Linked DNA regions of Homo sapiens: all the other regions are linked to region 3. A link is a loop called in an ENCODE intact Hi-C map of the cell type or tissue named here. Cell type or tissue: B cell. All regions are shown on one strand. Each heading gives the region's core, and the rest is flanking DNA. Links, peaks and the distances in the headings are about the cores only. Region 1 overlaps SMAD4 (SMAD family member 4). Region 2 holds the start of MRO (maestro). Region 3 has its middle 46 kb from the start of MEX3C. Region 4 has its middle 54 kb from the start of MEX3C.

What was found. Peaks named below come from ENCODE experiments on the same cell type or tissue, not always from the same donor. Only the 100,000 strongest peaks of a DNase experiment are listed, where the experiment ranks them.
Region 1: a loop joins it to region 3, with 7 times the contacts of the local background. A loop is called at or near these places in 2 of 110 quality-filtered maps.
Region 2: a loop joins it to region 3, with 7 times the contacts of the local background. A loop is called at or near these places in 3 of 110 quality-filtered maps.
Region 4: it touches region 3 in a loop (7-fold over the local background); 3 of 110 quality-filtered maps call a loop at or near these places.

What each region holds. Positions count from the first base shown.
Region 1 is chr18:51,072,313-51,077,934 of GRCh38, forward strand. SMAD4 (SMAD family member 4) reads left to right here. Exons shown (of 12, transcript NM_005359.6): 11 at 4,326-4,464. Among named protein-coding and RNA genes, the nearest start is that of SMAD4, 45 kb to the left of the region's middle. In B cell, for the core only: no CTCF peak of the experiment used is centred there; a DNase peak (open chromatin) is centred at 2,499; H3K27ac peaks cover 911 bases.
Region 2 is chr18:50,816,751-50,822,372 of GRCh38, forward strand. It overlaps MRO (maestro), which reads right to left and starts at 3,266. Exons shown (of 8, transcript NM_031939.6): 1 at 3,147-3,266; 2 at 2,831-2,952. RefSeq lists enhancers at 2,951-3,584, 3,421-3,470. In B cell, for the core only: CTCF peaks have their summits at 3,337 (motif pointing right) and 3,557; DNase peaks (open chromatin) are centred at 3,341 and 4,311; H3K4me3 peaks cover 1,182 bases.
Region 3 is chr18:51,149,268-51,154,889 of GRCh38, forward strand. No RefSeq gene overlaps it. Among named protein-coding and RNA genes, the nearest start is that of MEX3C, 46 kb to the right of the region's middle. RefSeq lists enhancers at 2,535-2,694, 2,705-2,754, 4,939-5,068. In B cell, for the core only: a CTCF peak has its summit at 3,099 (motif pointing left); DNase peaks (open chromatin) are centred at 2,534, 3,104 and 4,824; H3K4me3 peaks cover 2,815 bases; H3K27ac peaks cover 3,413 bases.
Region 4 is chr18:51,248,746-51,254,367 of GRCh38, forward strand. No RefSeq gene overlaps it. Among named protein-coding and RNA genes, the nearest start is that of MEX3C, 54 kb to the left of the region's middle. RefSeq lists a silencer at 3,114-3,223. In B cell, for the core only: no CTCF peak of the experiment used is centred there; a DNase peak (open chromatin) is centred at 3,076; H3K27ac peaks cover 423 bases.

The sequences.
Region 1 (5,622 bases), core at 440-5,439, 77 kb before region 3:
TGGTAGTTTTGATTTGCAAACTTCCTGTGTTAATATTGAGTTGGGTTTGTTTTTGAACACATTTATTTTAGAGGAAGGGGCAGCAGATGCTTCTAAACCACTGGTGGACTAGGTCAGAGGGTATTATGAACCTCATTTAAATTTATTCCCAATTAACACTCATTGTGATTCCCTAAGTCAAGTAGAACTTAGAATGTCCTTAGCACAATCTTGTTTATGTTCAGGTGCATTTTTCATTCTGGATTACTGTTTCCTAATGTTAATTTAAGATTATATAGTATTGCATTTAAGCCTTGTCAAAGGAAAATGGCAAAATTTGACTCCTGGTTGTAAAAGACAATATCCTAAAGATGTTGTCAGTGATCTTTATGAGACACACATCTTTGTTAAGTAACGGTTTTGTAATAAATTCAGAAAACATGGTTAAATAAATTAAAGCAGAAATTAGCTCAGGAGTGGTGGTCAGAAATATTTTTTGGATCTGAGCCAAAAAGAATATTTAAAGCCTTTGATTACTTTGAATTGCCTTTGTCAACAATTTAGTCAAATTATGAAAGGAAGACAGTAGCATTTCAATAATAGCTTTAATTTTTATCATCCAGTGTAACAAATGGAATCTGTTATGGTATCCGTTATCAATGGATTAGTTACAGTGTGAAGTCAGGAGGCAATGCAGGTTTTAGTTATTAGTGAACCTAACTGAATAATTTTAGGTCTTCTGGTTTGAGTGCTATAATTACGTAAATAATCTGTGGAAGGGAGGTTTGCTGAGGTGCCCAATGAATCATTTTTACTGCATCTACAGATGCAAGTCATAAAGTTTAATCCGTGTGGGTAACCTGTAATATGTGCTGCTGATGTTAGCATAGATTCAGGCTGAAACAATCCTAATTGCGATTATTTACAACACATTGGAGAGAGCCTATGTGTGACATATTACTTGGTTATTTTTTTAAATGACTCGTGGGGGTGGGGGAGTGTTAATGTTAAAGGCATACTTGAATCTTGGAGATTATAATTAAGTTTTATTCCCTACTCCCAGATAACATTATATATATATATATATATATATATATACACACACACACACACACACACACACACACACACACACACACACACCATACTTGGTTAGTGATGATTAAAAAAAAGTAGTTGTGGAGACCTAAATGTAAAACACAAAACTATAAAACTTCTAGAAGATAATATAAGAGAAAAAGTGAGAACTTTTTTTTTGAGACGGAGTCTTGCTCTGTTGCCCAGGCTGGAGTGCAGTGGTGCCATCTTGGCTCACTGCAACCTCCGCCTCCTGGGTTTAAGGGATTCTCCTGTCTCAGCCTCCCAAGTATCTGGGATCACAAGCTTGCACCATCATGCCTGGCTAATTTTTGCATTTTTAGTAGAGATGGGGTCTCACCATGTTGGCCAGGCTGGTCAGGAACTCCTGACCTCAAGTGATCCTCCTGCCTCGGCCTCCCAAAGTGCTGGGATTACAGGAGAGAGCCACTGTGCCTGGCCAAGAGAAAAAGCGAGAACTTTTAAGATACAACATCAAAGGCATGATCCATAAAGGAAAGAATTGATAGGCCTGACTTCATTGAAATGAAACACTTCTGCTCTGTGAAAGACAGGGTCAGAGAATGAGAAGACAAGCCACAGACTGGGTGAAAATATTTGCAAAAGACACATCTAGTAAAGGACTGTTATCCAAAATTACAAAGAACTCTTAAAACTCAACAATAAAATAATGCAACAATAAAATAAACAATGGGCAGAATAGACTGGGCATAGTGATTGACTCCTATAATCCCAGCACTTCGGGAGGTCAAGGTAGGAGGATTGCTTGAGCGCAGGAGTAGTTCAAGATCAGCCTGGGCAACAGCAAGACCTCATCTCTACCAAAAAAAAAAAAAAAAAAATTAGCCAGGCATGGTGGCATGTGCCTGTAGTCCTGGCTAGTTGGGAGGCTGATGTGGGAGGACCCTTGAGCCCAGGTGTTCAAGACTAGCTTGGGCAACATAGCAAGACCCCATCTTAACAACAACAACAAAAAAGGCAAAAGACATGAACAAACACCTCACCAAAGAAGATACACATATGGCAAACAAGCATATGAAAAGGTGTTCAGCATCATAAATGTGTACAAACCCATAGAATGTACAACACCAAGAGTGAACCCTTACGTAAACTGGGTTTTGGGTGATAATGATGTGTCAGTGTAAATTCATTGATTGTAACAATTGTGCCACTGTAGTGGGGATGTTGATAGTGGCGGAAGGTTGGGTGTGGGGACAGGGACTCTGTACTTTCTGCTTAATTGTGCTGTGAACCTAAAACTGCTCTAAAAAAGTAAAGTTTATTAATTTACTTCTTTAAAAAAGTGGTTGTAGAGCTATTTACCTTTTCAAATGTTTGAGTCCCTGCTTTGTTCTGTACTGGGTAATGCCTTCCAAATGTCATAGCCTAGAAGTTCTGAAACGAATGGACTGTGAGAAATTTGAGGAAGTAGTGGTTTCACTTCTGGGTGTTGTGGGCTTTCTGATTTCTAGAACCTGACTTTGTCATGCTTTCTTTTAAATTTAAATTTTTTTGTGGAGTTGGGGTCTTGGCTGGTCTTGAACTCCTGGGCTCAAGTGATCCTCCCACCTGGGCCTCCCAAAGTGCTGGGATTACAGGCATCTGCCACCATGCCCCTGTCATTGCTTTCTTTACTAAAGTATTTTAGGACCTAATAGTCCAGGAAATACATATATGTATATTGGACAAATTCATGTCTGTTTAAAGAATAGGGTAGTCTGAGTGTTGTCCTTCATTGGTGCTAATTGGGAAAAGTTTTTTGAGGAAATGGACACTGAGTAGAGAAATAGGAGTAAGTAGGAGTGCAATTTGTTATTTGGAGAGTGTATGTTATTGTATGTTTTTGTGGTTCATGTAAATACCATGGTTGAAGATGATCAGAATTTTTTCAAGCATCTGAAAATTATGGTTTAAGTTCTAAAACTATTGTTTATCATCAACTAAAAAATTATGCATTCTCAGATTTCTCTTATTTTCAAGATTATTTATGCTTGCTTGTATTGGGCCCCTTATGTACGTAATGGGACTTTAAAAAATATTCATGTCCTTTTAGATAGGGAGTATAGCCACATGGTTCAGAAATTAAAGTGATTTAAAAACAGTGGACATTGAGCAGCCTTGCTTCAGAACCTGTCCTTGTTCTCCTTTCCTGCAAATTCTTTTTGTGTAATCTTCCAATGCTTTTTAAAAATGCAAATAAACAAATATTTTAGGAAGATTTTTTTTTCCCCAGAAAAAAAGGTGATGTGATTTATTATCTGTAATTTGTTGCATATTAAAAGAACATTCCAGTACTTTCATAAATATAAGGGTAGATATGGCAACCCCTTCCTTACTATGCCAGTTCTTCACTTGGTTGATAAAAGTAAAATTATTTATTAACGCCTTAACTCATCCTGAAAGATAAATGACTACGGGGGAGGCTAAAAACAAAATAAGTAACTGTATACTATGCCAAGTTTGCAACAACCTCATGAAAGTATGTACACTTAGCATTCCCATTTTATAGATAAAAGAAACTCAGCCCATATAATTAGCAGGTATCGGTGATGGGATTTAAAACTGGGCCTTTTTTTTCCTTAAAAATTATGAACATTTACAAACAAAGAAATGTAGAGAGAAACTAATGAAGTCCCATATACCCATCGCACGGATTAAGTAGTTACAATTTTATATTTGTTTGATCTAGTCTTTTTGTTGTTGTTGTTTCTTAAGTATTTTAAAACAAGTCCTGGATATTATTTTGCTTCTATTTGCTTAAAGTACGCATCTCTGAAAAATGTTGATCTCTCTTATATAGCGACAGTGCCATTTTGTTAAACTCCTCCAAATAAGCAAAAATGATAAGACAAAAAGTTGGCCAGGCGACCAAAGCTATCAACTCCAGCCTAAGGAAAATTCAGCAATTTGATTATGAAAGGGGGAGGGGGACTTCTTAATTGTACATTTTACACAGATTTCCACAAGGACAGTAATAGCTGACCCACTTCGAACTAGATAAAAGATACAGAGGCGTGTGGCAGCCAAAGCCATCATGATGTTGACATGATCTTCTTGGTGAGCTCCAAGCCACCTTTCCTAACTAGTTTTAGACCAATCACAATGTACATAAAAGTTTACATGTTTTAATTAATTCTTTTCATGTGAGAGGTATAATGAAACTGAGTTTTAAATAAGTCAGGCATTGGTTTTTAATGTATGGAATTTTTCTTTATGAACTCATAGTATGAAATGTTTTTTCTTAAAAGGTCTTTGATTTGCGTCAGTGTCATCGACAGATGCAGCAGCAGGCGGCTACTGCACAAGCTGCAGCAGCTGCCCAGGCAGCAGCCGTGGCAGGAAACATCCCTGGCCCAGGATCAGTAGGTGGAATAGCTCCAGCTATCAGTAAGTATGCTTTTCATTCTTTTTTAAAGGTATAATAGTTGATATTTTTATCTTGATTTACTCAGTTGATTAGTTTCTTTGAGCAGTAATAGAAATTAAAGTTTTTTTTTACTGGGATGATGACATTTTTGAATTGGTAAAATCTGTTCTTCTGTAATAGTTGCTTTTTGCCTATGACCCTGTTTGCATTCTTTTTGTATCAAAAATGGAGTATGGGATGAAGGAGAAAGGGGATGATTATTATATTATACTGTTCTATCTCCTCCTTTTTTGTTGATGCTTATTATAATTCTGCCTCACCAGCCAGGGTGGGTTGTAATCACTGAAGTGCTTGGCTTTATTCTAGTAAGGAAAGCATATTTCAATTTCAGAATTGGACACTTTTCCAATTTTTTTTTTAAAGTATGCTAAACATGGAGAGAAAACTAAGTGAGGGTGGTATTTTGATAACTTGTAGACTTTTTTTTAATTTTAGGGTAAAATTGAACTGTGTGCCAGGTTTCACACTGATGGGGAATTTTTTACTGCAGAGTTAAACTCCTGACTATAGACTTTTATGATGGAAACACGTGGCACCCATCTTCCACGTCTGAAGGCATAACTAGTGATTCATTCAACCCCTGTTCTTAACCTCTTCAGTGTGGTAAGCAAATCACACTGGCTAAGAAAACTGCAGTGGCCCTGCAGGTTTCTCTACAGTACATGCAAATTCCTCCCATTAGTTTCATTGTAATATTGATGAATGCAGATGGACTATATGACTGTATGTTCTGACTGGAAAATTAGATGCAGTCTCCATTGTGACTTATGTTCAGGAGTTTACAATTTAGAGGTAGATTAGGCATATTCATTGAGAGAATTTGATTTTTTAAAATTTGGGGTGATACCATTAATTTGCTGGTTTCAGTGTTATAAACATGCTTTTACTGAAGAATCCAGAACTATTATTAAGTTTCATATTCTCATCAGTTGCCACCACTGAGTAATAGTGTATTACTCTGTTACACTTTGAAATTGAGAGAGAGACTTCATCTCGGTCATCTAAGAGGTCTTAGTGGAACTAAGAATATTAACTGCTTCATTATTAGTTATGTCTTATTCTGAACTAGGCTGTTTAGACAGTAAGGTTTTTAGAAGCAACCTGTGGACACGCACTAC
Region 2 (5,622 bases), core at 454-5,453, 330 kb before region 3:
ACCTTCAAATGAAAAAATCTCAAATTTCAAAATCAAAATAAAAGAAGCAAAACTCCCTCAAGCTGAGGGCCCACTCACCAAGGAGGGTGTGGGCCTCATTATAAAACAGCTGGTATCTCTGTTCCAAGGCATAAGAAAATCATGCCTGAAGCTCCTTTCCATTGGTAAAGAAAACAAACCTGCTACCCTGTTCTTTCTGCTTGACTTCTCTTGCAAGATTAGCATAACAGCTAAGGGCTTTAGCCAGCCAAGGCAACTTCCCCAGGCTTCAGAAACCAAGCAGCCAGCATCGCCTTCATAGGCGTAAGTAGAACTCAAGGTCATGCTCCCATGCACGGCAAAGTAAATGAGAACTGAGTGGCTCCACCTGGAAGATTCGATCTGTGATTAGAGAAACTCACAGAGTTACATCTTGAGCTCACTACCTCTTCTAGCAAACCCTACCTCCCCATCACAAGAGAAAAACTGTGATGTGGTTTAATCTTACAGGTTGTCAGGGATCATCTCAATCTTGGGTGCAGGAAAAGTAGAGCATTTCTCAGTGTTGGTTGCACCTTCTATATCAGAATTCCCCGGGGTACGTGTTACAAACTCCAAGCCAGAGGTGGGTGCAGTGGCTCACACCTGTAATCCCAGCACTTTGGGAGGCTGAGCATCCCTTGAGCCCAGGAGTCTGAGGCTGCCGTAAGCCATGATTGCGCCACTGCACTCCAGCTGGGTTGACAGAGCAAGATCCTGTCTCTAAAAAATAAAAATAAATAATAATAATAACAATAAACTCCAGGCCTGCCCCAGAATTATTGGATCTGAATCTCAGGGAGTGTCGGGCCTGAGCATTGCACTTTTTGTATGTGGTGCCTGGTGATGCTACACGCCTGTTGGTATAGAAGAACCTCTATCCTGGAAATTAAATAAAGCTAATCCGAGCCCATGCAGTAGCAGAAACCATGGAAGTCAGGGAGGGAGCTGGGGCCGAGGGATGAGAAAGAGAAAGAGGTCAGTGTCTTTGCAGAGAACAAGAGATTGATACCATATGTTTGTGAAGCACTTTGAATTTCACTTTAAAAATAAAATTAAAATCACAGCAGCTGTTTGTCTATGATTTATGCAACTTTTCTAGGATGCTATTCTTCAGTTAAAAGTTTCATTAAAAAATAAAACAAATTAGGAGTTAAATCAAGGTCACAAGGCCCCTCGCTGGAGCCTTGTGTTTCTTGTACTTGCAGCTTCTTAAAGAACTCCCACCCCCCGCCCCATGCCCTCCTTCCTGCCTGCAGTGCCTCCCTCCTTTCTAAAACATGAAGTCCTTTACACCCAATCCAACAAAAACAAAAGGATCATTCTCATCTGTTGCAACACAGGATCTCAGAGAGGATCGTTTTAAACACACTGTGAATGAACGTAGTATACAGATTCCAAGATTTCTTAGGATGTTCTAACTCCTTCTCCAAGCCCTCTCACCCGTAAGACAGGCATTCTTTCCTAGGAGAATTACATTTTCTGGTGGGTTTCTATGGTCACCACATATGCCTAGCCTTGTATGACCAAGACCAGGAGGTCACCTGGCCATTTGGAAGCCAAAGACACAGCTCTGCTTATAGTTTTACTCATCTCTGCACACGTTCTTCAACGAATTCTTCTTCCTCTGGAACATACCCCTGAGTGAGCTATGTGCAGACCCCTTGGTTTTCACGAACCCCAAGACCCCGGCTGGGGCTTGTGTTCATTGCCAGGTTGTGCTCTACCTGATCTTACTGAAGATACATGGATTTGGGGTAACTTAGAAGACTGTTTTATGCTTTACACTGACTCCCATCTGCTTTTGCAAACTTGAATGATTCTGACTCAAAATATTAGATTTTTGGTCAATAATCCTTTTATTTATTGAAGCCAAAAGGTATATTATGAAGGCCAAAATTATAAAACACTTTGATTTTATCTCATCTGTAAAATGAGCAGAAGAAACTGTTAGATTGCTTAAAAATCCTTCCAACACTGAACTTATAAATGACAATAGTAGGCTGCGTGTGGTGGCTCATGCCTATAAATCCCAGCATTTTGGGAGGCTGAGGCAGGCAGATTGCTTGAGGTCAGGAGATCAAGACCAGCCTGAGCAACATGGTGAAACCCCGCCTCTACTAAAAATACAAAAATTAGCCAGACATGGTGGTGCACACCTGTAGTCCCAGCTACTCAGGAGGCTGAGGCAGAAGAATCACTTGAACCCAGGAGACAGAGGTTGCAGTGAGCCGAGATCGGGCCACCGCACCCCAGCTTGGGCAACACAACAAGACCCTGTCTCAAAAAAATGAAAAAAAAAATTAATATTAAAAAAATCGTCTTCATTTTAGAAAAGAAGAAACTGGGCTTAAAGTAATGTTGAACAATTAACTCAAAGTCAAATACTGGCAGAGCAGATTTTAGGACTCTGAAAGATATCCTTTCAGTCACTGTGCTATAAGCCTAGGTTCAGCTCCCAGGCAATGTCCTGTGAGCTGAACGAGGGAAGACAGACCGCATAGACATTTCAGTTTAAAGTGTCAATATCTTCCCTGAGTCCCTGCCATTCTATTATATTGCTGACAATAGAATGATCTATAACCCAACTATTGATCGATTAACATAGTTTGTGAAAAGCAAACAAAATCAGCTTCCTGGTCAACATTGCCCACTTCAGTTTTACAAAGAGAACATTACCAAATCCTACCCCCTAGAGGTCGAGCTCCCATACTGGTGACCAGAGTGACATTCCAGAAAGGTTTTGGGAACCCAAGTGCAGCCAGGACGCCTCCCGCTGCATCTGGCTGCCCCGGCCAACAGTGTCCCTTACCTGCGGCTCCTGCAGGCGGCTGCCACGTGATGAACCGGAGCCCGTTCCTGACTCGGGAGGGCTGCTTTCCCGGGTAGTAGCCAAATGTGATGACTCGGCTAAATTTTCCCAGCCCTGAATTCCTAACATACAAGAAGGGAAATTAGGAGGTGACGCAGGGTCTGTCCAGGATAACGGGTCGGCACAGAGTGTTGGAAAGTGAGAATCAAATAAGAGGGGAAAGTCAAAGTTTATAGAGTATTTGGGCAGGGGAGGGAATTGTTCTGGAATGAAACCGACAAGAATATTGTAGGGTGGCACAAGCATGACTTGCTACCTTTGCTTCCCCACGCCATGCTGAGGTGTTTTTCCTTCTCCTTGCTGTGATTTCCCCTCCTTCTTCCCTCATGCCAGCCTGGTCGACACTTTCTGCAGAAATTCTGCAGATGGCAATTCTGGGGACCTTTCCTCTGCACCAAACAAAACCTCCCTGCCAAGGCCCGTTCCCCATGCGGCCGCGAGATGGCGGCATGACTCAATGGACGGGTTCCAGGCGACCCCTGCACAAAGCCGCCGCCGTGGCTGCCTCCTTCCTTACATAATCCTGTTAGAGCGCATTTAATCTAAGGATGGGACACTGTGTTCCATGCCAAGCAGCCTCATCGTGGCTGATTGTTGCACCAACAACAAGAGCTTTAACCGTTGACGTCCCTTCCTGCTCAAGAAACACCGTATGTCCCGAAAGGAGCGATTTAAGCTCTCAAAATGATTTATTGGTAAAAAGCAAAGCAAAATTAAAACCGGGGAATTACAGCACCTGCAGAATTTAGGAGCCTCTCTCTCTCATCAGCCCTCCTTCCCTGACTCTCCAAACACGTGCATAAATCTATTTAACAATAATTAGTTATCGTCTCGCTCTGCATTGGGTCATAAAGGGAGAAAATATGTCCTGAAAGGAAAAAAGAACAGTTATATTTTCAAAGACAGAGGCACTTATTGTTATGCTAATAGATAACATTCAATTAAAACTTCTGTGTGCCAAATGTTGTGATAAATATTACATAGACTATCTCATTCAATTGTTACATCAAACCAAAGGTTAATACTCCTACTATAGTCTCCATTTTAAGGCTGGAGAAACTGAGGCACAGGGAGATTACCTTGACAAAGGTCATGCAGTTAATTTGTGGCAGTTAAAATTCAGCTACAGGCAGGCTAATGTAAGAGCTTGGACTCAGCCATGATGCTATGCACTGGACTGGTCTAGAAAACCCAGGAGATAAACAGAAAAATATAAACCAGAGAACTATGTCAGAGTGGAAGATGAAAGAAAAAGGCAGAAAGAAAATCGATGCTGCTGAGAAAATAAGAAGAATGAGGCTAAAACACCACCCTCTTCAGATTAAGTTACAAGGGAACCACTGTGACATTTGAGGACACAATTTCAATAGAGTGACAGAGAAAGGAAGCTAGACTGCAAAACTAAGGGGCTATGAGGAAAGAGGAAATTGAGATGTCTTGCTGCAAAAGGAAAGCAATAAATAGACTAGAAGAGACAGCAAGGTCAGGCAAAAGCATTTTGGTTTTCTTGTGTGCTTTTTGAAATGGAATAAAGCCTGGCCTTGTTTGAAAGTGGTTGCAAGGGAGCCCTAATATGTGGCTGGTGCCAAGTAGTGGTAATAGGAAGAGGTGGAGGGGGCATCAAGGGCACGAGGGAAAGGGTTAGCTCTGGAGGAGGAAGAAAGATGGCTGCCTCTGCCTGCAACTGGGAGGCAGCCACAGAGATGAAGATACATCAACACAAAACTGAGAGGAATGGGCGAGTTCAATTCTTCCAAATTAGCTTTAATCTTTTCAGTAAAACCAGAGTTAGGTTATCTGCCAAGAGCGAGAATGAGGTTTATACGGCCATAATCTATATACTGAACTAATCCATGTAGTGCTTAGAATGACCAAAAAGGTAATAAGATTATCCGAAGAACAGAGGAGACTGGAGAAAGGAAGCCCAAAGTATGATTGTAAAGATTCTCTGCAAAATCTCCTTTGTGAATCAGAACTGAAATTTACATCCCCTCCTCCCCATGAACAGAAACACAACAAACTATTAATAACCCCTTGTGTCTAAAGTTTCTTTGTATTCATGTTTTAAGATATTTGACAGAGAAATAGTATCTTCTCTACTGTTAAATAGGAGAACTAATATGCAGATAAATTTTCCTGTTTGACTTAAAACTACAAAGAACATCAGGGCCAGAACTGGAATTGATATCCAGGAGCCTTTCTGATACTTGCACTGTGCTGACCTCAGCTCTACTAAACACTTCTCATAAACGGCCTGGATGCAGCTAACTGCCCCTAGAGAATCCCAGACACAGCACAAACTTGGGAAGCATCAAAATCAACGCATGATGCCCACAAGAGTCTAAGATTCTCCTTATGTGGCCCTGGGTCACAGTACAGTTCTTTGGAAATTAGAGGGCAAGTTTGATAATTTGATTGCAACATATTTGCATATCTATAACATGATGTCCTTAAAAGAACACACCATAATTATTTAATGTAAGGATTTAATGACTCTATTTTCATTCTCAATTAACATTTCCTTATTGCCAGAAGTACACTGGGGCTGGCACAACTGGAAAAAGCAAAGAGGGTAATTATTTAGCCTGCATTACTGATGAAAAGGGCAACAGGCAAAGCTAAAGCAATCCACAATTCACCTTGTATGTGAATTACATGTGTATTACAATGTGTAATCAGGAAATTTATCTTTTTTAGTTTATTTTATTTTATTTTTGAGACAGGGTCTCACT
Region 3 (5,622 bases), core at 458-5,457:
TTAATTAGAGCATTTAGCCCATTTATATTTAATGTAATTACTGATTCACTTGAGTGTAAATGTTATTATTTACTCTCTCTTTGCCCCAGTTAGTCTATGTTCTCTTTTCTTTGTTGTCTTTTAAAAAATTATTCAATTTTCTCATCTCTTAACTTGATAGTTACTTTTTTTTTTTTTTTTTGAGATGGAGTTTCGGTCTTGTTGCCCAGGCTGGAGTGCAATGGCATGATCTTGGCTCACTGCCACCTCTGCCTCCCGGGTTCAAGCAATTCTCCTGCCTCAGCCTCCCAAGTAGCTGGGATTACAGGCATGCACCACCATGCCTATCTAATTTTGTAATTTTAGAAGAGACGGTGTTTTTCCACGTTGGTCAGCCTGGTCTTTAACTCCTGACCTCAGGTGATCCACCTGCCTCGGCCTCCCAAAGTGCTGAGATTACAGGCATGTGCCACCGCGCCCAGCCAGTAGTTACATATTTTTAAAAATAAGATCTTTGTTGGTCAAACAGATATTGCAACATACTTGAGTTATCAAATTCCAGAAGGAATTAGTACCTTTACCTCTTCTCAGACAATATGAGTGCCTCAGAAAGACATTAATTCCATCCACTCCACTTCTGATTTATATGCTACTGCTGTTGCACAGCCACGCCCAGCAGCCTATGAAGCTTTCAAAAGCCATGCTCAGTCTTATCAGCTGTCTGTACAATCAGTAAATGCATCTAGGCCCCAGAAACCTGCCTTATCTGCTTGAGTTTCTGCTCTCCAGAGATCTTGGCTCAGTAATTTTTCACTCTCATCTGGGCTCTTTGATGCCTTCAATAATTTTCATATTAGTCCAGCTTTTCTAGTTGTTCTTGGTGGGACAATTGTTCTGGTTTACCTATTCTGACATTAGCGGAAGTAGAAGCTCGATACTACTAACTATACTTGATGAAGACCCATTGAGCAGGCATAGAGTATAGCTGCCAGCAAAGCAGTCTAAGTCCCATAGCTCCTCGGAATCTGCAGTGTCTGAGAGAGGTGACTCATGGCCCAGCATGTGATGTTGCATCTGGAGTCAGAGGTGTGTTCTAGCCAGGCCTGGGAGCTCTATGTATTGCTTAGCTGTCCCAGTAATGGTGTCTCTTCATCCAAAAGGGCACCTGAGGCAGCCCATGCTGTGCTGAGATTTTGGATCTGTGCCCAGGGCCCAGTGCCGTGGAGGTCTACCTAGAAAATAGTCTCTGTTCCACCTTCACCATGATAGACACAGTGAGCTCTCGGTGTGGGTTCAGTGCCCTGTAGTTCAAAGACAGGAGTCTGGGCCAAAGGTCGGTGTTACCTCATCCTTGCCAGGGGCTGAGGAAGGGTGAGAGATGGGCCACTCCTGGAGCTACTGCTTCATCTTCTCATGAAGGTGAATGAAGCTGCCACTGCAGGTAGGGGCTCAGTAAGGACAGAGCTCCAGCCCAGGACCTCCACACCTTGCACAATGCGATTTTATCGTTGTTATGGACTGAATTGTCTCCCCGCAAAATTCCTATATTGAAATCCTAACCCCCAATACCTCAGCATGTAACCGTATTTGGAAATCAGACCTTTATTTATTTATTTATTTATTTTGAGACACAGTCTTACTGTGTCGCCCAGGCTAGCATGCAGTGGTGTGCTCTTGGCTCACTGCAACCTTCGCCTCCCATGTTCAATTGATTCTCCTGCCTCAGCCTCCCCAGTAGCTGGGATTATAGGTGCCTGCCACCATGGCTGGCTAATTTTTATATTTTTAGTAGAGACGGGTTTTTGCCATGTTGGCCAGGCTGGTCCCAAACCCCTGACCTCAGTTGATCAACCCATCTCTGCCTCCCAAAGTGCTGGTATTGCCTGGCCTGGAAATCAGACCTTTAAAGAGGTAATTAAGGTTAAGTGAGGTCATAAAGGTCTGGCCCCCCTCCTATGGTGGCACAGTGTCCTTACAATAAGAGGAGGAGGAGATGCCACGTATGCACGGTCACAGAGCAAAGCCCATGTGAAGGCACTGCAGAAGGTGAGCACTGCTGATGGCAGGCACTGGAGAAGGCAGGCACTGGAGAAGGCAGGCACTGCAGAAGGCGGGCACTGGAGAAGGTGGGCACTGCAGAAGGCAGGCACTGCAGAAGCTGGGCACTGCAGAAGGTGGGCACCATGTGAAGGCACTGCAGAAGGCGGCCAGCTGCGAGCTGAGGAGAGGAGCAGCAAGAGAAACCAGCCCTGCAACACCTCCATTTTGGACTTCCAGCCTCTAGAACTGTGAGAAAATGAATGTCTGTTGTTGACACTGCCCAGTGTGGTATTTTATTACGGCGGTCCTAGCACACAAGTACACTTGGGGTGGGGTCAGACACTCAGTTGACAGGAAGGTGATGGTGAAAGTTTCCGTCCTCCCTGGAAACACCCCACCCACATGGTCCTGAGGTGTCTGGCTTTCAGAAAGTGACTCTCCCCAGTGCTTCATTTGCTCCGTTTGTTTCTAAATGTGTCTGGGTCTGTTTCCAGCCTTATTTTGTCTTCCTTTACCAACCACCTCCTTCCAAATAAGAAGATTCTCGCAGGTCCAGTCTCAGAGGGCAGAAAACCCAGATCTCTGGAGTTTCTGTCCCGAGAGGACCTGGCACCTGACTTCCTGACTCAACTGCTGGAGGGACGCGGAGGACTGTTGATTGGACTTGCTCCTTCGTCGTGTCCCCACACCGCGGGTGGCAGGACTAGAGCCTTGCCGCATTATGGGCTTCTTTATTGGCTGGCATAAATTTGGCCACTTCTGGCTGTATACCTCTTGCACAGCTGTGCTTCTTGTTTTGCTCCTGTGGTCAGTGTGGTTTCTGAGATGTCTGAGGAACAACCTGAGGAAAGCTGTGGCCCTCCTGACCATGACAGCCCAGACCTAATCACTGGGACCCCCCAATCCACTGGCAAGGAACAGTCAGTGAGCGCTTGAAGTGTCATACACTCCCCTGCCCCCAAGGCAGTGGAGCAGGTGAGGAGTCACTTTGTCACTCCCAGGGCGATGGCCTCACCTGTCTCCCGTGGCCTCCGGGGCTGTGTGGGCGTGTGTGGGTGTGTGTGTGCGCGCGTGTGTGTGTTGCTGGTAGTGAACATGCCCTCTGGTGGCCCCCGCAGACAGGCTTGCTGTTTCTTCCCTAGATGTTAGCCTCGCCTCTTATTTTTTATTTTTTTTTTTTTTACCTCTTCCGCGTCTGCTTAACCTCAGCTCCCAGTAAACACGCTAGGGACAACAGGCTTCCCTAGGGCCCCCTATCTTTGCTAGTCCTAAGCCCTGAAAGACCTCGCTTTAATTCTTCCAGCATGAGCCTTTGTTGTAGATAATTCTAGCTATCTGATTCAAACATGAGAGTAATGGTTTTTACATCGGAGTCAGGTACAAACCTCTGTTACACAAAGGAAACCAGAAATCGTATGATTCCCTAGGGATGACTGAAATTATTTTGTTTATCATATTACTTAAATAAGTACGAACATAATTTTTTATTTTTATTTTTTGAGAAGGTGTCTTGCTTTGTCGCCCAGGCTGGAGTGCAGTGGCGCGATCTCGGCTCACCGCAAACTGCGCCTCCTGGGTTCACGCCATTCTCCTGCCTCAGCCTCCCCAGTAGCTGGGATTACAGGCATGCACCCCAATGCCTGGCTAATTGTTTATATTTTTAGTAGAGACGGTGTTTCACCGTATTAGCCAGGATGGTCTCGATTTCCTGACCTCGTGATCCGCCCGCCTTGGCCTCCCAAAGTGCTGGGATTACAGGTGTGAGCCACCGCACCCAGCCATAAAATTATTTAACTTCTATATATTTTAATGGCTCTTAAGTAATTCTAAAACCAAAATCAGTGTACAAAGAAAACACCAAAAGTTCCTGAAAAACCACCCGAACTTGTTAGCACATTAATGTGACTTGCTATGTTGTTTTTCTGAACTCAAACACCATGAATGCTGCACTCAGTGATACCCAGGCTGTGTGGTCTGATGATGGGGCTCTTCCAAATCTTGCCTCTATTGGAAAAATTGCAACATTTCACTATACAGAACACTATTGTGGCGTTTACAAATGAAATCCTCTGCTCCGTCCTATAAAATTACTACTATTTGGCTCTGAGATCTCTAGACATACTTAGTTGTGAGAGTTGTGAGATGATCATCTGATGTCAGATGTGTTTACATTAATTTTTAAGACTTTAATTCAAATGAAAACTAAAAGTCTTGTAGAGAGGACCTACTGAATGTGTCTGGTATGAGTCTCAGGGTGTTTGGAAACTCCAGATCTAAAATTCTTGGATTTGAGACCCTGGTATTTCACTTAAGAAGCTCTTTACCTGCCTCTCCCTAGGCCTGGGTTTGACTCCAGCCACTCCCAATGCCCTGTGGGGCTGAGGTCCCCCAGACAGGCGCTGGGGACCTGGCTTGTTTTTGTTTTGCTTCTCCTGGGCAAGGCAGGTGCACACTACATGCTCAGTGCGAACTGAAACACAAAGTGCTGGGTGGCCGCTCAGCGGACGGTACTCCCTGCTCCCCTGTGGCTCCTCAACTCAGTCTGTGAAGGGTCCCCATGCCCCCAGGCCAGGGCTGGCCGAGGGGGGCTGGCCTGCTACCCAACTGATCCTGGTGGGGGGACCAGCTGCTCACCATGCCTCCACCAGAGGAAAAAATAGCAGTTCAGTCTTTGGAAAAAACTAGCGACTCACACGACCAGAATAGCAACTGAAGACGCTCTAAAAAACAGAAACACCTGCTTCAGAATTATGGCAGGAAATGAGATTTCAGAAATGCCACAAGAAGCTGGTGTCGCAGCTGCCCCTACCTCGTATTCCCCCAGCCTTCGCCCGCCAGCTGGGGCTGCCCACAGGGAAAGCCCCTTGGCCCACTGCCTGTGGTAGCCGCTGGATAGGGCCTGGCATGTGGGGTCAGGGCCCAGTGCCGCCTGCCTGGGGCTGTCTAGCAGCTGCCCCTGCCATGCTGGCTGCGGGCGAGACTCCACACTCCTGTGTCTGAGCCTCTTGAGTGGTAACAGAAACTCAGGGTGGACTAGTCACGGAGGAAAGGGGGATATGTGGTCTCCTGCGAGCCCCCTGGACTGAGCCTTCCTTAGGCAAACTGTGCAGCTGTTGGCTGAGCCTCTGGATTGATGAAATCTCTTGAGGGACTCCACAGGGCTTTCAAGGGAAGTGGAGGGGTGATGTGTTCAGTCTGGAGCAGGGGTCTCCAAAGTGGAGTACATACATCCCAGAGGGCTTAAGGAAAGAAAAATAATAGTGCATCTACTCAGATTAACATTTTGCTTCCAACATGAAAGAAAAAGCTGTGCAATGTTAGTAATTTTGAACGTTGAGGGACTCACGTGCCTTAGACGGCTGTGTAGGAGGAGTACTTTGTGGGAGGAAGAGCGGGGATTTCATCAAATTGCAACTTACATAGTGCCCACCAAAGGGAATTTAGATATTCTATTATCTATTTTTAAGTCAACTAAGGCTCCCAAAAAGGATAAGTGGCTTTAAAACAATGTTGAAAAGAAATCTTGGACTGAAGATAACACTAATATGAAATCATACCACGCAGCCCCCACATGGCAGAGCTGACCCTCCCTCCTCTGCCCCC
Region 4 (5,622 bases), core at 410-5,409, 99 kb after region 3:
CAAACCATATCACATTCTTCCTTCCCAACTGCCCTTCTCCAACATGGTTTATCCCACTGCTTGTCAGTCAGCATTCCCAGCTGTTACTCCAGCAGCCCTTCCTGACTCTCCTTTCCCCCCATCCCAACTGCAGAGTCACCTTGGACTCTGGTCTTGCCTTCTGGCCACTCCCCAGAGCAGATGGAACATGGCCGCAGCCTAGAGGTGTTTTGTCAGCAGAGCTCTGCTCTTGCTTCTCTGTTTACTGGAAGATGGGCAGGACTGAGAGTGCATTTATCTGGAATTGGAGGGTCTGCAGCCAAACACAGCAGGATATCAACTCCATAGTGATTCAGTTCACTGTTTTTCCCAGAGTGGAAGTGGGAAAACAGGAATACTCAAGGTTGAAAGAAATGTCAGAGTCCTCTGATCTCCTCTTTAGCTCCTAGCTGTGGCCATCATTTAACCTACCTGGCCTGCAATTGTAGACCTGGCAAGATGATCTCTTTAAATCTCTCCCCTCTCAGAGACAGGTGAGTTTATACTACACGTAGGTGTCAGCACACACACGGGCAAACTTGAGGTTTTTGGAAAACGAAGAAAAATATTTTTCAATAGAAGGTTTATTTTGTAACATCCAGCACCAGCAATTTCTTTGGCTGAAAACAGGGTCGGTTTTCAAGGATGTGGTGTAGGGAGGGACACAGTGTGGTGCAATGGGCTTGGGGTCTGTCTTAATCTGTTTGGGCTGCTACAACAAAATACCATAGACTGGGTGACTTATAAACAACAGAAATTTATTTCTCACAGTTCTGGAGGCTGGGAAGTCCAAGATCAAGGCTTAGGCAAATTTATTGTCTGGTAAGGGCTCACTTTCTCATCGATGGCTCCTTCTTGCTATGTCTTCATATGGTGGAATGAGCTCCCTTGGGTCTCTTTTATTTTATTACTTTTATTTTTTTCTTTGAGACAAAGTCTCGCTCTGTTGCCCAGGTTGGAGTGCAGTGGAACAAACTCAGCTCACTGCAACCTCCACCACCTGGGTAGAAGCAATTCTCCTGCCTCAGCCTCCTGAGTAGCTGGGATTACGGGCATGCGCCACCGTGCCCAGCAATTTTTTTTTTGTATTCTTAGTAGAGATGGGGTTTGCTATGTTGGCCAGGCTTGTCTCGAACTCCTGGCCTCAAGTGATTTGCCTGCCTTGGCCTCCCAAAGTGCTGGGATTACAGGCGTGAACCACGGCAGCTGGCCCCTTGGGTCTCTTTTATAAGGCCACTGATCCCATTCATGACCATATTCATCATTTAATCACCTCCCAAAGTCCTGACCTCAAAATACCATCACATTAGGAATTAGGTTTCAACATGTGAATTTTGAGGGGAGAGGGGCACAAGCATTCAATCCCTAGGAGAGACCCAGAACCTAGTTCTAGTCGGCTAACTTGTGTAACTTCAGGAAAACCACTTCACTCTCTGAGCCTAAGGGTTTCCCATCATCTGTCAGTGATGGGGCTGGGCTAGTGGTCTCTGGAATTCCTTCCAGCTGTGATATGCCAGGATAGGCAAGCAACTGTTAGCCTTCACCCACGCAAATAACCGATGGTATCAGCTTTTAGCCACACAGGAAAGAAAACACATCTTTTCCCTGCCTAGGCTACCCTAGGTTTTCTCAATCTCGCCTTATTGACCTTTTTGAATTCTCTTCCTGAAAGCAAACTCTTCCTTCAAAGGAATCTGGACAGTAGAACACAAAGGGGCTGCCCTTTGCTGTTTGTAAGCTGAGGTCTGGGAAACAGACCACAGCAGGCTCAGCAGCCTCTTCATTATGGGTTACCCTGAATATTGTATTCTAGAAACTTCAGCAGCCTCAGGCAAGCATTTCTATTTGTCTGTATTTGCCCTGGCCTTGAATATCTTCATGCTGGCTACCTTGTAAACAGTGGTGCTTAATGAGTGTCTTGAAGCTCTGGGAGAGATTGATGTTTGACTCACATAAAAAGCATTTTCTCTAAACTTTTTTCTGAGAGACAGGGAGACTCTGTAAATCATTAAATGAAGACTATCTTAGTCTAAACTCTTAACAGGTCTCATCTTTGCTCTAGGCTACGTGTGTCAGGATTAGGCGAGCCTTCACTGTGAGGGGCTGGTGCACTGTGGCGCCTGTTAAATAGAGCATTAGGGATAGAAGCAGCAGGATTTTGAAGTGTGTTCAACAAAATGGAAGCTGAATGAAATGAATCCACAGAGCCAGGTAACTGCCAAGGGTACACTTTTGAGAGAGGGAAAACTGTGGATTGTATAGTCAGTTTCTCTTCAGAAAAGAGCACCACTCAGGTCAATTTAAATAGATTTGGCTACCCTCAAGGGATAGGTTGCAGGCATATTGCGAGTTTCATCCCCATCCCCATAATCAATATATTTGCCAATGAGGTGTCATCGGTCTGTGCATCCAGGGCCAGCCTTGAAAGAAGGGAAATTGGGATGATACTTCTTCCAAGGCCAAGTGCAGCTTAAGGGGTATGTGGGGAGAGGCTAGGGAGGAAGATCCCAGACCCAGCTGCGGAGCCCAGCCCTCTGCTTTTTTAGTTGCTAATTTCTGTAGGGGCGGTTTCACATATTTTCAGTAAAAGCTCAGAGTAGCACTCCCTCCCAACTCATCTGGTTCTTTTTGTTTATTTGGCTTGTTTATTTGTTTTGAGACAGGGTCTTATTCTGTAACCCAGGCTGGAATGCAGTGGCACAATCACAGCTCACTGCAGCCTCAACCTCCCAGGCTCAAGCAATCCTCCCACCTCAGCCTCCCAAGTAGCTGAGACTACAAGCATGTGCCACCACGCCCAGCTATTTTAAAAAAAATTTTGTAGAGATGAGATCTCTCCATGTTACCCAGGCTGGTCTCGAACTCCTGGACTTAAGGGATCCCCCTGCTTTGGCCTCCCCAAGGGCTGGGATTACAGGAATGAGCTACAGTGCCTGGCCCCATCTGGCTCTTGCAGTAGCATCTTCTCAACTTCCTCAACTTCACACCCCTGAACCAACAGCCAGTTCTGTCTGTGATTCCCCAGGGTTGGCACAGCAAGTCAAGAGAAAGATAGGGGCAGTCTGCAGACACAGATGCAAGGGGTGCTTGAGGCAGGGAGGAGTTTCTGTTGTTATTAATTCCCCTTTCACTTCCCCTTACCCCTTACCTGGTCTCTGCCTGCTCAGTCTCTGTACCTTACTTGTAAGATCTATGTTTCTGAAGTCCTGGCCTTTCCCTGTGGCTTCCCTCTTCCCACCTTGTGAAACTTTTGATGGTCTTTAAAGCTTAATTCAAGTGCTACCTCCTCTGGGAAGGCTTCTTGCCTGGCATGCTTGGAAGCCCCTCATCTGTGTTCCTATCACATTTAGTACCTCTGTCTTTCAAAGAGTTTATACTGTTTAGTCAATGTCTGTTTTCATGGTTATCTTTCCCCATAATTTGCTGAATTCCTTGAGGGCACGAACAAAATTTTTTATTTCTATATATTCTAGACCTTTCAGTCTTGGCCCACAGTAGGTCTTGAATAAATGTCTATTGACCAATATGAATAAAGAGAATTTAGGGGGCCCATCAGAATCTCCCTGGGTAGGGTTTTCAATGTATACATTGCCAGGCTCCAGCCCTAGAAATACAGATGCTCTAATCTAGACTGGGGTTCTTGAATCTGCCTTTTGAAAAAACCTCATGTGATTTTATTTATTTATTTACTTATTTATTTTTATTTTTTATTTTTTTGAGGTGGAGTTTCACTCTTGTTGCCCAGACTGGAGTGCAATGGTGTGATCTCGGCTTACCGCAACCTCCACCTCCCGGGTTCAAAGTATTCTTCTGTCTCAGCTTGCTGAGTAGCTGGGATCACAGGCATGCGCCACCACGCCTAGCTAATTTTTTTTTTTTTTTTTGTATTTTTAGTAGAGACGAGGTTTCACCATGTTGGCCAGGCTGGTCTCGAACTCCTGACCTCAAATGTTCCACCCACTTTGGCCTCCCAAAGTGCTAGGATTACAGGCGTGAGCCATCGCGCCCGGCTTTTTTAATTTTTTTATTTTCTTTTATTTATTTATTTTTTGAGACAGAGTCTTGCTCTATCGCCCAGGCTGGAGTGCAGTGGTGCCATCTCACTGCAACCTCCACCTCCCAGACTCAAGCTATCCTTCCACCTCAGCCTCCTGAGTAGCTGGGACTACAGGTGTGCACCACCAAGTTGGCTAATTTTTGTATTTTTTATAGAGGCAGGTTTTCGCCATGTCGCACAGGCTGGTCTTGAACTCATGAGCTTACATGATCTGCCCACGGTGGCCGCCCAAAGTGCTGGGATTACAGGTGTGAACTACCGTGCCCAGCCTATATTCATCTTAAAATGTAAAAGAGGCTGGGTGTGGTGATTCATTCCTGTAATCCCAGCACTTTGGGAGGCCAGGGCAGGAGGATCACTTGAGCCCAGGAGGTTGAGACCAGCCTGAGCAACACAGGGACACCCCTGTCTCTACAGAAAAAAAAAAATTAGCTGGGCATGGAGGCATGCACTTGTGGTCCCAGCTACTCAGGAGCCTGAGGCGGGAGTTTCCCTTGAGCCTAGGAGTTCAAGGCTGCAGTAAGCAGTGATCATTGCACTACACTCCAGCCTGGGCAACAGAGAGAGATGATGTCTCAAAAAAAAAAAAACAAATAGAGATGTGTTAGGAAGAGGAGATTCAGTGAGACATGAAACAAAATATCAGTATGAGACTAAAGTTCTCTGGTTCTTCAATAACAATAACTATCATTAATGATAATAAACCCCATTGTATTTGGAAGTATAGACACTACTGATGATGTTGCAGATGTTGGAGGGAAAAGCCATGATCACACTCAGCTGATGGCAGTGTGCAAACAATCCAGCCCAGATCAGCCCAGCTTTTTTGTTTATAAAGTGCGTAGACAGCATCTGCTTAAATAAACAAAGAGCCACCCTTGGGTTGTTGATTGTTGAAGGAGGGAGAGATGTGGAGAATTTAGTCCAGTGATCTCATTTTAGAGATGAGGAAACTAAGGCTCAGGGAGGGGCAGTGACCTCATGTGCAGTAACCATTTAATGGAACCGCCGGGCCTAGAATCGAGTTTCCTGACTCTCTGCACACTGGTTATTCCTGAACAATCTACCTAAATGTTCCTAGGTTCGGGGAAAGTCTACTAATTCCCCCAAGAGTCCCAGAGTGTCCCAGTCAGCCCAATCCATGCCCTACCCTGAACTGCCCAACCCCTTCCCAATCTTCTCCCACCTTTGCCTCCAGGGTTATTTTTCCAAAAGTCAGTGCCAATCAGGGCCTTCCTCCCCACCACAGAAATTTATGCTGGGTTCTCAGAGTAATAAAATAAACTCTAAACTCCTCAGCAAGGCACTGCAGGTCCCTTGCTTTGTGATCCAAGTGGAGCCTGCTCTGATGTCATCTCCCGTCCCTCTTCCATGCCCCGACAGACAGGGCACTGTGGCTTGCCTGCTCACATGCATTCCTGACCCTCCTCTTCTGTCTGGCAGAGCCCAAAACCTATTAGAGAGGTTGCAAAGGCTAAATGCTCTCTTTTCCCATTCAGTTGAACCCAGAGCATAGGGTTGTGAGCCAGCACTGCCCGTCAGGATGA